Regions from separate parts of the Mus musculus genome. Here regions 2 and 3 are each linked to region 1. A link is a contact called in ENCODE Hi-C data. All regions are on one chromosome and are shown on one strand. Each heading gives the region's core, a stretch centred on a gene start or an enhancer-like site at or near the end of the contact. The rest is flanking DNA. Distances are from core to core; before and after follow the strand shown. Region 1 holds the start of Esco2 (establishment of sister chromatid cohesion N-acetyltransferase 2). Region 2 holds the start of Bnip3l (BCL2/adenovirus E1B interacting protein 3-like). Region 3 holds the start of Cdca2 (cell division cycle associated 2).

Region 1 (2,801 bases), core at 235-2,734:
CTAGTTGACACGCAAACTTTATATGCCCCAGTACAGGGGAACGCCAGGGCCAAAAAGGGGGAGTGGGTGGGTAGGGGAGTGGGGGTGGGTGGGTATGGGGGACTTTTGGTATAGCATTGGAAATGTAAATGAGCTAAATACCTAATAAAAAATGGAAAAAAAAAAAGAAAGAACCTAGTGGGGAAACCCCGACTCAGCTCCCAATTCAGCGTGCACCCAAGAATCACGAATAGAACACAACACCTTGATGTAACAACACGGGTATTTTAATGGCGGAGCTCCGGTATCTCACACAGGAGACAGTGGCTTGGAAGCTAGGGGTTTTTATAGAAAAGGAGTGGGACTGGGGGAGGAATTGGCGCAGTTTCACATGATTGGTCCATTTAAACATCAGCAGCCTGTTAACATTTAACTTAAGTCAGAGGGGTGGGAGATAGGGAGGCGATGGGCCTGCCCAGGCATGTCCTGGTCTGTTCTGCTATGTTCTCAGCCCCAGGTTTCAAAGCTCACAAACAACTCTTTGGGCTATTTGACATACATTACGTGACTCACAGGTCTCAAGTTTTATTTCCTTTCAACATTTGTCTGAGACTTCTAGACACTAATAACTCCTTAAAAGCCTGTGAGTGTTTTAAGAACATTTCTGCTTGCCAAAAGACACTTGATTGGAGTTGGAGTGCCACAGGCCTTCCCTGTAAATAGTGATTGTGTTCAGGCCTTCGTTTTCATTTTCTGTAAATGAGGAATGATAATACAAACTTCATAGGTTGTGTAAGGAGTACGTGAAATAAAACATGTAAAGGATCCAGCTCAAGAGATTGGGCTCAGCTATTAAGAACACAGACTACTCTTGCAGAGGACCTGAGGTCAATTCCTTGTATCCACATTTGGTGACCTATAACTGTCTAAACTTGATCCAGGGAATTCAACTCCTCTGACCTATGCTGGTATCTCCATTCACATACACATACTCACTTGCAGGCATGCACATAGTCAAAAAATAAATAAAATCTTTAAAAATATATAAAGTAACCAAATTTAGCAAACATTCACACCATAATTTGAATAATAAAATAGTAAAATGGAAACTGAAAATCTCACTTTTTTTTCTAAAACGCAAAACCAACAATAGGGCTTCAAATATGAAAAATAAGAGCCTCCAGTATCTTGGGGATGTCACTTTTCGTTAGCTGTTTGCACCAAACTGCCTCAGAATTTAACTTCCAATTCAGCTGAGCCATAAACTACAATTCCCAGAATGCACTGTTACGGGCGTCGGTCTGAAGCCTGAAGTTATTGCAGGATTTCAGGAGGTGTGCCTTCCTTCTTCCCCAACTCCTCCCCCCAACTCCCTCCCCCTGACCAGCTTTGCCTCTCAAGGGCGGGAGAATCTCGGAGACCTCCTCGCCGGAGGGCGGGGCAATGACTAGCGAGAAGCCAATCGCGGCGCAGGCTCTAGGAAGCGCCTGAGCAGTGACGAATCAGTACGCAGCAGCGTTGGTCTCAAGTAGCGCGCGTGAATTTGAACACACTGGCGGAGCGCCGGGTTCCTGTGAGCAAGGTCGTAAGCTTGCTGAGGTGCAGAGGGGTCATTTCGTGCGGTACCCCCGCAGGCGTGGACGCCGGTCCAGAAGGAGACTGAGGAACGAAGGTAACGTCAAGGGGCAAGGGCCTTGAACGTAGCCCGCTGCCTGCTCCTCCCGCGGGGCTCCCGCTCTGGGTGCCAGCGTCTCTCACGCAGGCAAGGAGAGGGCTTCCCTGTTGCCCCGTAGACGCTCGGGTTGGCTTAGAGGTCGCGCTTGTGGAGTTCTGTGGGACTGACATACCCTTTCCGAAGGAAGGGGAAAGGAAGGAAAGAACATTCTAGAATTATCTCCCTAAGGGACGCGGCTTGACTTTAGCAAGCTGCCTAGTGAGGTGAGGGAGCCCCGCCGGGACCCGTGGGGAGGACTTGTCCCACCCATATTACCTCGCTCAGACCTCCAGGAAGGGTGTGAGCAATCTCTGCCTTCCCTGAACGTGCAGGCTGTGAAGATGACTGGCTGGTCAGTCAGAAAGTGTGCTAAGTGGAATATGGAGGAGCCATGGAAGGAGGCTAGTGCCAAAGGCCTACCAGGAGTGCCAAAACTTGATGTGACTGGTTTAATTAAAGGGAAGTGTACCCCAATTAGGGTTCCACCCGGCCTCGTTAGTAGGATCACCTTTCATCACTCTCATCTACTGTAGCGCAGTATTTCCCCAACCCACCCTCCTTCCCTTTTATCACTGTTTACTTCTCTAATACATAGCTTACTGCTTTGCTTTTTTTTTTTTGAGACCCCCTGTACCCCAGGCTTGCCTCAAACTCAGGGTCCCTTTGCCTATGCCTCCCATTTTGCACCGTCACACCTGACTAGGTTTTGTTTGTCTTTCTGTGGTTGGTTCGTTGTTGTTTTTCTTAATCTGTTTCTTGGAACCAAGCCTGGTGACTTAGCTTGTGATTCCAGTTCTGGAAAGCTCAAGAGTTCAAGTTTATCCTTGGCGACAGAGTGAATGAGTTTGAATTTGAGGCTAAGCTCTGCTATGTGAAGCACTATCTCAAAAAGCAATGTTCCCTTGGGTATTTATTTGCAGTCACTTATTTAGAATCAAGATTTATAAACAATTTTGACATGGTGCGTTTTCTATCCTTTTGGTGACTTTATTATAACTGACATATTTGCTGCCTTTAGGAATTTAACTAAGATGATGGCAACTTGTACTCCAAGAAAGAGGAAGCGATATACACTGAATGCTGATAATGATGATAGGTAAGTCTTAAC
Region 2 (2,849 bases), core at 230-2,729, 1.2 Mb before region 1:
TTTTTATCACTATTTATGTGTGTATGGCACTGTGTACATGTGGAGGTCCAAGGACAGTTTGTGGGGTAGGTTCTCTCCTTGTACTATGTGAGCCCCAGAGATTGAACTCAGTATATAACTCTGGGCTGCAGCCCAGCCTTTAACCGGAGTCATCTCACCAGAGAATTGGGGTTTTATAAATGCATGTGGATGTTTGCCTGCACGTATGTCTGTGTACCATGCGGGTTTCTCATGCCCTCAGATGCCGGAAGACAGCATTGAGTGCCCTGTGAACGAGCTGTCATGTGGGTGTTTTGAACCAAACCTGAGTCCTTTGCAAGAGCAGCCAGTGTGCTTAACCCCCCAAGCTATCCCTCCAGATCATGTTTTTGGATGTCAATTCAAAGTGACAAAGACTTATTGTGTGTGCCTGTATTTATGATTTAGAGGGGGAGGGCATATGCCACGGTGCATTGGTGGAGGTCAGAAGGCAACTTTGTTAGCTTTCTTCCCATCTACCGGGAGCTCCGGGCAATGAACTCAGTCTGCAGGTTTACTCAGCAAGCGCCTTTACCGGCAGAACCATCTCACTGGCTGGTCCTAGATTTAGTATTTCCGTGTTTGGGTATCTCAGACCATATTTTTAAAAAAGACAATTACATGAAAATTCAACAACTGCAATTAAAGCAAAGTTAAAAGGCAAGTACAATATTGAGAAAAACATTATACAAAAATCGGGTCAAGGAAACTTGACAAAGATACGACGTAGGAGTATTTAGGAACATTAACAGAGTCAGCAACCAGCGTACAGGAGGTAGGGCATTTACAGAGATAGATAACAACCAGGGTTTGGGTAAATCTGTATTTTCTTTTCCCTTTTAATTTGTTTTTGAAGGCAATGGGTCGCTCGATAGCGTAGGCTGCAGGGAACTCGAAATCCTCCTGCCTCAGTCTTAGAAAGAGCTGAAATAACAAGTGTGCGCCACGCCCAGCCATTGATTTTTTTTTTAAACCGTGATTACATGTTACCTTTGCAATTAAAATGTTATAAATTCCAACAAGGTGATTAGCTCCAAGGTACCTCCCACGGTATTCTGTGGGAGGCACAAATGGATGTTTCACTAAGGGGAGGAACTGGGGTTTTCTGCTTCTTTAAAGCCACGGGTGAGTTCTTAAGTGGATACTGCAGGCGTGGGAGGGGTTCCATTCAGGCCCCGCGCGCTTCCGGGCTGCACACTCCTCCCTAATCTCAATCCAATGCCAACTTCCTAGCTCAGCCCTTCCGGCTATTGCGACTGACTCGCAGGAATTCTTTCCTGGCGCCCGTATCAGCTCGACTTCCGCACCCGCACGTCCCGAGCAGCTCGCGAATGCCCCGCCCAGCCCGGCCTGGTCACGCCCCCTATCCTGGGCTCCGACCCCGCCGTCCAGCTGCCTGTGTTGTCATCACATGGTCCGGGAGGGCCCTGACGTCACGAAGGGAGGGACTGCGCAGACGCAGAAAAGGGGGCGGGGGAACTCGACTTGTTGTGTTGCTGCTCGAGAGCCGGATACTGTCGTCCTGCGGCCGTGCCGCTTCCAGTCTCCAGACCATGTCTCACTTAGTCGAGCCGCCGCCGCCCTTGCACAACAACAACAACAACTGCGAGGAAGGGGAGCAGCCCCTGCCGCCGCCCGCTGGCCTCAACAGTGAGCACGGGGCCGCCGGGCTCAGCGGAGGGATGGGGGAGGAGGAGCCGCTCGGCCGCCGCCGTGCGGGCGGGGGGGGGGGGTTGGTGGTGGTGGTGGGGGAGTGGGCGGGAGCAGACGACAGCTCATTGGTTGGGACCGAGATTGTGCGTATGACTGACAGCGGCGCGCTCCGGTTAGGAGCAGGCGCTCGGCGCTGGCTCGCGGCCTGCGCCTTGGGCGCCGAGGTTTAGGGTCGCGGTGGGCGTCGGGAGCCGGAGGCGCACGCAACTCGGGGTGGCAAGCGGAGGCTGGCCAGCGGAGGGGGAGCATGGGACGTGCGGCGGGGACACCGGGGGATGGACGCGACCGGTCGGGCGTGGCGGGTGGACGTGCGGCCGCGCAGGTGTGCTTGCGGAGCTCGCCTCCTACCACACGCCGGTCCAGGGGGTCATCGGAGTTTCGTGCAGGGTGCTTGCTCCGCCCCTGACATTTATCTTTTTTTTTTTTTTTAGTCTGAAAATTCCCAAGTTTCTCAAGTGAGTTTTTTGTTGCTGTTAACCTTGAATTCATATTTTACTGCTTTTTCTTTTCTTTTTCTTTCTTTTTTTTTTTTTTTGAGAGAGCTTCTCATGTAGCCCAGGCTGGCCTCACTCGTTGTGTTGCTGAGTGACCTGATCCCTCCTACTTTCCACTTTCCCAAGTTCTTGGGTGACAGGCGGCAGCCACCATACTAGTAACTTTTCAAGTGCTGTTTCTTATGTTAAATGGATTGGGTGCCCAGCACATGCCCTAGGATCACGTCCATTTCAGCCAAATCTGCAGTGAACTTCAGGAAATACAGTAAACAACACAACAGACGCAGGCCACAGGTACTAGCAATTGAAAGTTGATGGTCAGGATCCAGTTGCAGTCAAACAGACATCTTGTCCCCAGAGTGTCCGCTGTTGTTGTGAGATCGCCGGACCTTCTTGCCCAACCTTTCTGTTTGGATTTCATGTCTTAATGAAAGAGGTAGTGGGTGGTGGTAGTTGTCACAGGGCCAGATGAAGTTCTTTAAAAGCCATTTGTATGCTTAAAGGTCAGGCAGTGTCTTTCATAAGAGGGATGGCTTCCAGGGTGGCCAGAACGGTTTAGGGAAGAGCTGTTACTGAGTCTAGAGGATAGTGGCAGGAGCGTTTGGGTATTTTAGCCAGGTGTGG
Region 3 (2,817 bases), core at 34-2,533, 1.9 Mb before region 1:
TTTCAAGGGTGGGGCAAGAGGCAGCTGCAACATCGGAAAAATATTTAGCACCACGCCCTCCACAGAGGCCTAAATGCAGCTAAGGCTACTGTCAAATCAAGTCATTCCGAAGGTCTGCTGTCACTGTCCTCTAAGGAATCAAAAACAAGGCGGCACAGTAAAACATGTATAAAAGTTTGCACGGTGGCGGGGCAAGGGGCCCGGGGCACCTTGAGAGAGAAGGAAAGTGGTTCAGACCAGGTCCACATTCTGAGGATGTCACTCGACTGTCCCCTGGAGTTTTCTTCTCCCGACCTGGCCAGGGTCACCCGCCTCCATGATCACTGCCTCCTCCCCGGGCAGAGCATTACTCAGCACCGATAAGGACAGGAAGGCGCAGCGGGAAGGTGGGAGGGGACCTCGGCCAGCTGCTCAGGTGACAGTGGCGCCTCGGAGCCCCGCCGGCAGAGCAGCCCCGGGCTGTCGGAGGCTGCGGGGGTCCCCGGGTCGCGCCCCCGCTACCGCTTACCTTGCCGTTGCTCGGGCTGCCGTTCAAGAACAGCGTGACCCGCCGCATCGCGCCGCCCGCGCCGGGTCCTGAGGGAGCCGCCACCCTCGCTCCCGGCCCGCCACCCGCCGCGCTCCGCGCCCGCGAGACCCCTCCCGCCTCCCACCCGGACTCTCCGCCCTTCGCCACCTTCCTGGTCGGCCCCACACTCCTCACGCACGCACCCTCAGTCCCACACCCCGGGGTTGGCCGATCCTCCTTCCCACCCCGCCCCTAGGCTCCTCAGCCTGCTAGCGGCCCTTCCCCCCAACCGCGCCCAGACCGACGCTGAGCTGCGCCAATCAACACGCTGTACCGGCCAGTATTTAGCCAATCAGAGTCCGGCTGGGGGGTGGGCTCAGAGTAACACTAGACGGCGGTGGAAGGAAAGAGAGGCTGAGGGCTGGTTGACGGAATGGAGTATCAGCGAATCAGAGAAGAACCTACTGGGCAAAGGGCCGCTCTAAGCGTTACTGAGCAGGCGCACGTTGGAGTGTAGGAGTGCTCATTTGCATAAAGAGACTGGGTCTAAGGAAGAGGCGGGACGCCGAAGTCCCATAGACCAATCAGCTCCTCGCTAGGCTTTTGCCCCTTCTACTGTACCCACCCACCGAGGTAACGGTTGGTATCGGGATTGGCTAATAGGGTAAACTAGCCATCCGGCGGTTCTGTCTCGATTGGTCTAGTGATTCATTTTCGAAGTTTCCAGCAGCCAATCCAAGGTTTGGGGTGGCATTTGAAGTGTTGCTCCGCGGAACTCACTGGTAGACCCCAGGACACCTTTTTGCTGCAGCTCTGTCTCGCCAGGGTCATTTAGGGCTGGCCGTGTTTTTTCCGGGATCCACGGAGGTCTCCCTGCGCCGTTCGAAAGCACGAGGGTGAGGCCCGGAGGGAGCGGTACCCACGTCACACGTGGTCCACGGCTCGTGGGTATCCCTCCGCGGGGGCGTGGCCGCGGTTTGAATTTGCTGGCGGGCAAGTGAAGCTTGACCGCTTCGGCCGGACGTGGTGTGTCTGGTGTGCAGCGGCCGGCAGGAGGCCAGCCCGGCTCCCTTCCCCGGCCTCTGGTGCTCTCTGAAACGGAGCCTCCGCGACGCTTGTCGTAGTCGTCCGAGGGAACGCGCAGGGTCCTGGGCGGGAGAGGTAGGCCTGCTATCCGGCCGGGGTTCAGGGATGCAAAGCCCTGATAAATCAGTTCGGTCCGCTTTGTTTAGTCAATAGTACCTCCCGCCGTTTCTTTAATCAGAACGCCCCAGCCTGTGGTCCCCTGGTATTGATTGCCTTAGAGTTCTGTCACATTGTTTTTGGCTTATAGTGAGGTTATTTTTCACATTTTTTTCTCTAACTTCCTCATCTTTTAGATGGATGCGAGTTCACACGACAAGCCTCTCTCTGAATCCAAGGAGTGTGTCCTTAATAATTCTGGTATGTGGTGACCTGTTGCCCTCGTTAGATGGAAGATTTGAGTGTTTTGATGTATTAACACCCCCAATGTGCTGTCCGTTTTCAGAAAATGACGTTTTTAGATTGGGAACTGAACCGTTTGTGACTCCTCAGAAGCATGTAGCAGATGCGACTCCTAATCTTTGCACCCCTGATACCTTTAAGTCACCTTTGGACTTCACCACAGTAACCGTAGAGCAGTTGGGAATTACACCTGAAAGCTTTGTTAAGACCTCTTCCGGTAAGAGAAGTTCTTGGATTGCATAGTTTTTTTTTTCAAATTTAACAGTAACTGTAGTAGGCCCCAATTATACATGTCTGTACTGCCTGACACTCCTTCTGTGTGTATTTATGCTGACCCTGCAGACTTGCTTGTTCGGCACAGCTCAGCAAATAGAGCAATGTTTCTGAATCAGTTGTGCTTTGTGTGCACCCTAGAAAACAGTGTGTATGAAAATCAGAGGGCATTGAAAGGTAGTTGAGAACCGGTAAAAGTGACAAGGCCGTGTGCCTCATTCAAAAATCCCAAACAGAAAATTGACCCAGATAATGATTTTCTTTAGCTTCAGGAATGAAATTCCCAATGGAGAAGTAAATCTAGGGCTAGGGTTCTTTTGGGTTGTAGAATAGCAATTATAAAGAAGGATAACGAGACTGGAAGCCAATCACACCGTGAGCTAGGCGAAGCCAGAGTGACACTCATTCTCTACCGCTCAGAATTATCACATAAAAGACTGGGTCCGTTTTCGTGTGCTTAGGTGTGAGCAGAATTCAGGGTGGCGTGCTGAGGGTGAAGAAGTAGCTTATTCCAGAGTAGAAGAATTTTGAAAAAAATAAGAGCAGGGTAT

What was found. Hi-C counts contacts between places; a loop is a spot of excess contacts on that map.
Region 2: a map of gastrocnemius shows a loop between it and region 1 (5-fold over the local background). The contact joins the promoter of Bnip3l here to the promoter of Esco2 in region 1. A Hi-C loop is called at or near these places in 2 of 37 maps with a recorded cell type or tissue (gastrocnemius and v-Abl transformed pro-B cells).
Region 3: a loop to region 1 is called in a map of T-helper 2 cell, with 5 times the contacts of the local background. The contact joins the promoter of Cdca2 here to the promoter of Esco2 in region 1. A Hi-C loop is called at or near these places in 2 of 37 maps with a recorded cell type or tissue (T-helper 2 cell and v-Abl transformed pro-B cells).

The regions. Positions count from the first base shown.
Region 1 is chr14:65,832,652-65,835,452 of GRCm38, reverse strand. It overlaps Esco2 (establishment of sister chromatid cohesion N-acetyltransferase 2), which reads left to right and starts at 1,484. Exons shown (of 11, transcript NM_028039.2): 1 at 1,484-1,651; 2 at 2,712-2,789. The coding sequence starts at 2,725.
Region 2 is chr14:67,007,507-67,010,355 of GRCm38, reverse strand. It overlaps Bnip3l (BCL2/adenovirus E1B interacting protein 3-like), which reads left to right and starts at 1,479. Exons shown (of 6, transcript NM_009761.3): 1 at 1,479-1,668. The coding sequence starts at 1,572.
Region 3 is chr14:67,714,076-67,716,892 of GRCm38, reverse strand. Cdca2 (cell division cycle associated 2) reads left to right here and starts at 1,283. Exons shown (of 15, transcript NM_001110162.1): 1 at 1,283-1,669; 2 at 1,888-1,951; 3 at 2,037-2,210. The coding sequence starts at 1,888. It overlaps Kctd9 (potassium channel tetramerisation domain containing 9), which reads right to left and starts at 795. Exons shown (of 12, transcript NM_001111028.1): 1 at 509-795. The coding sequence starts at 556.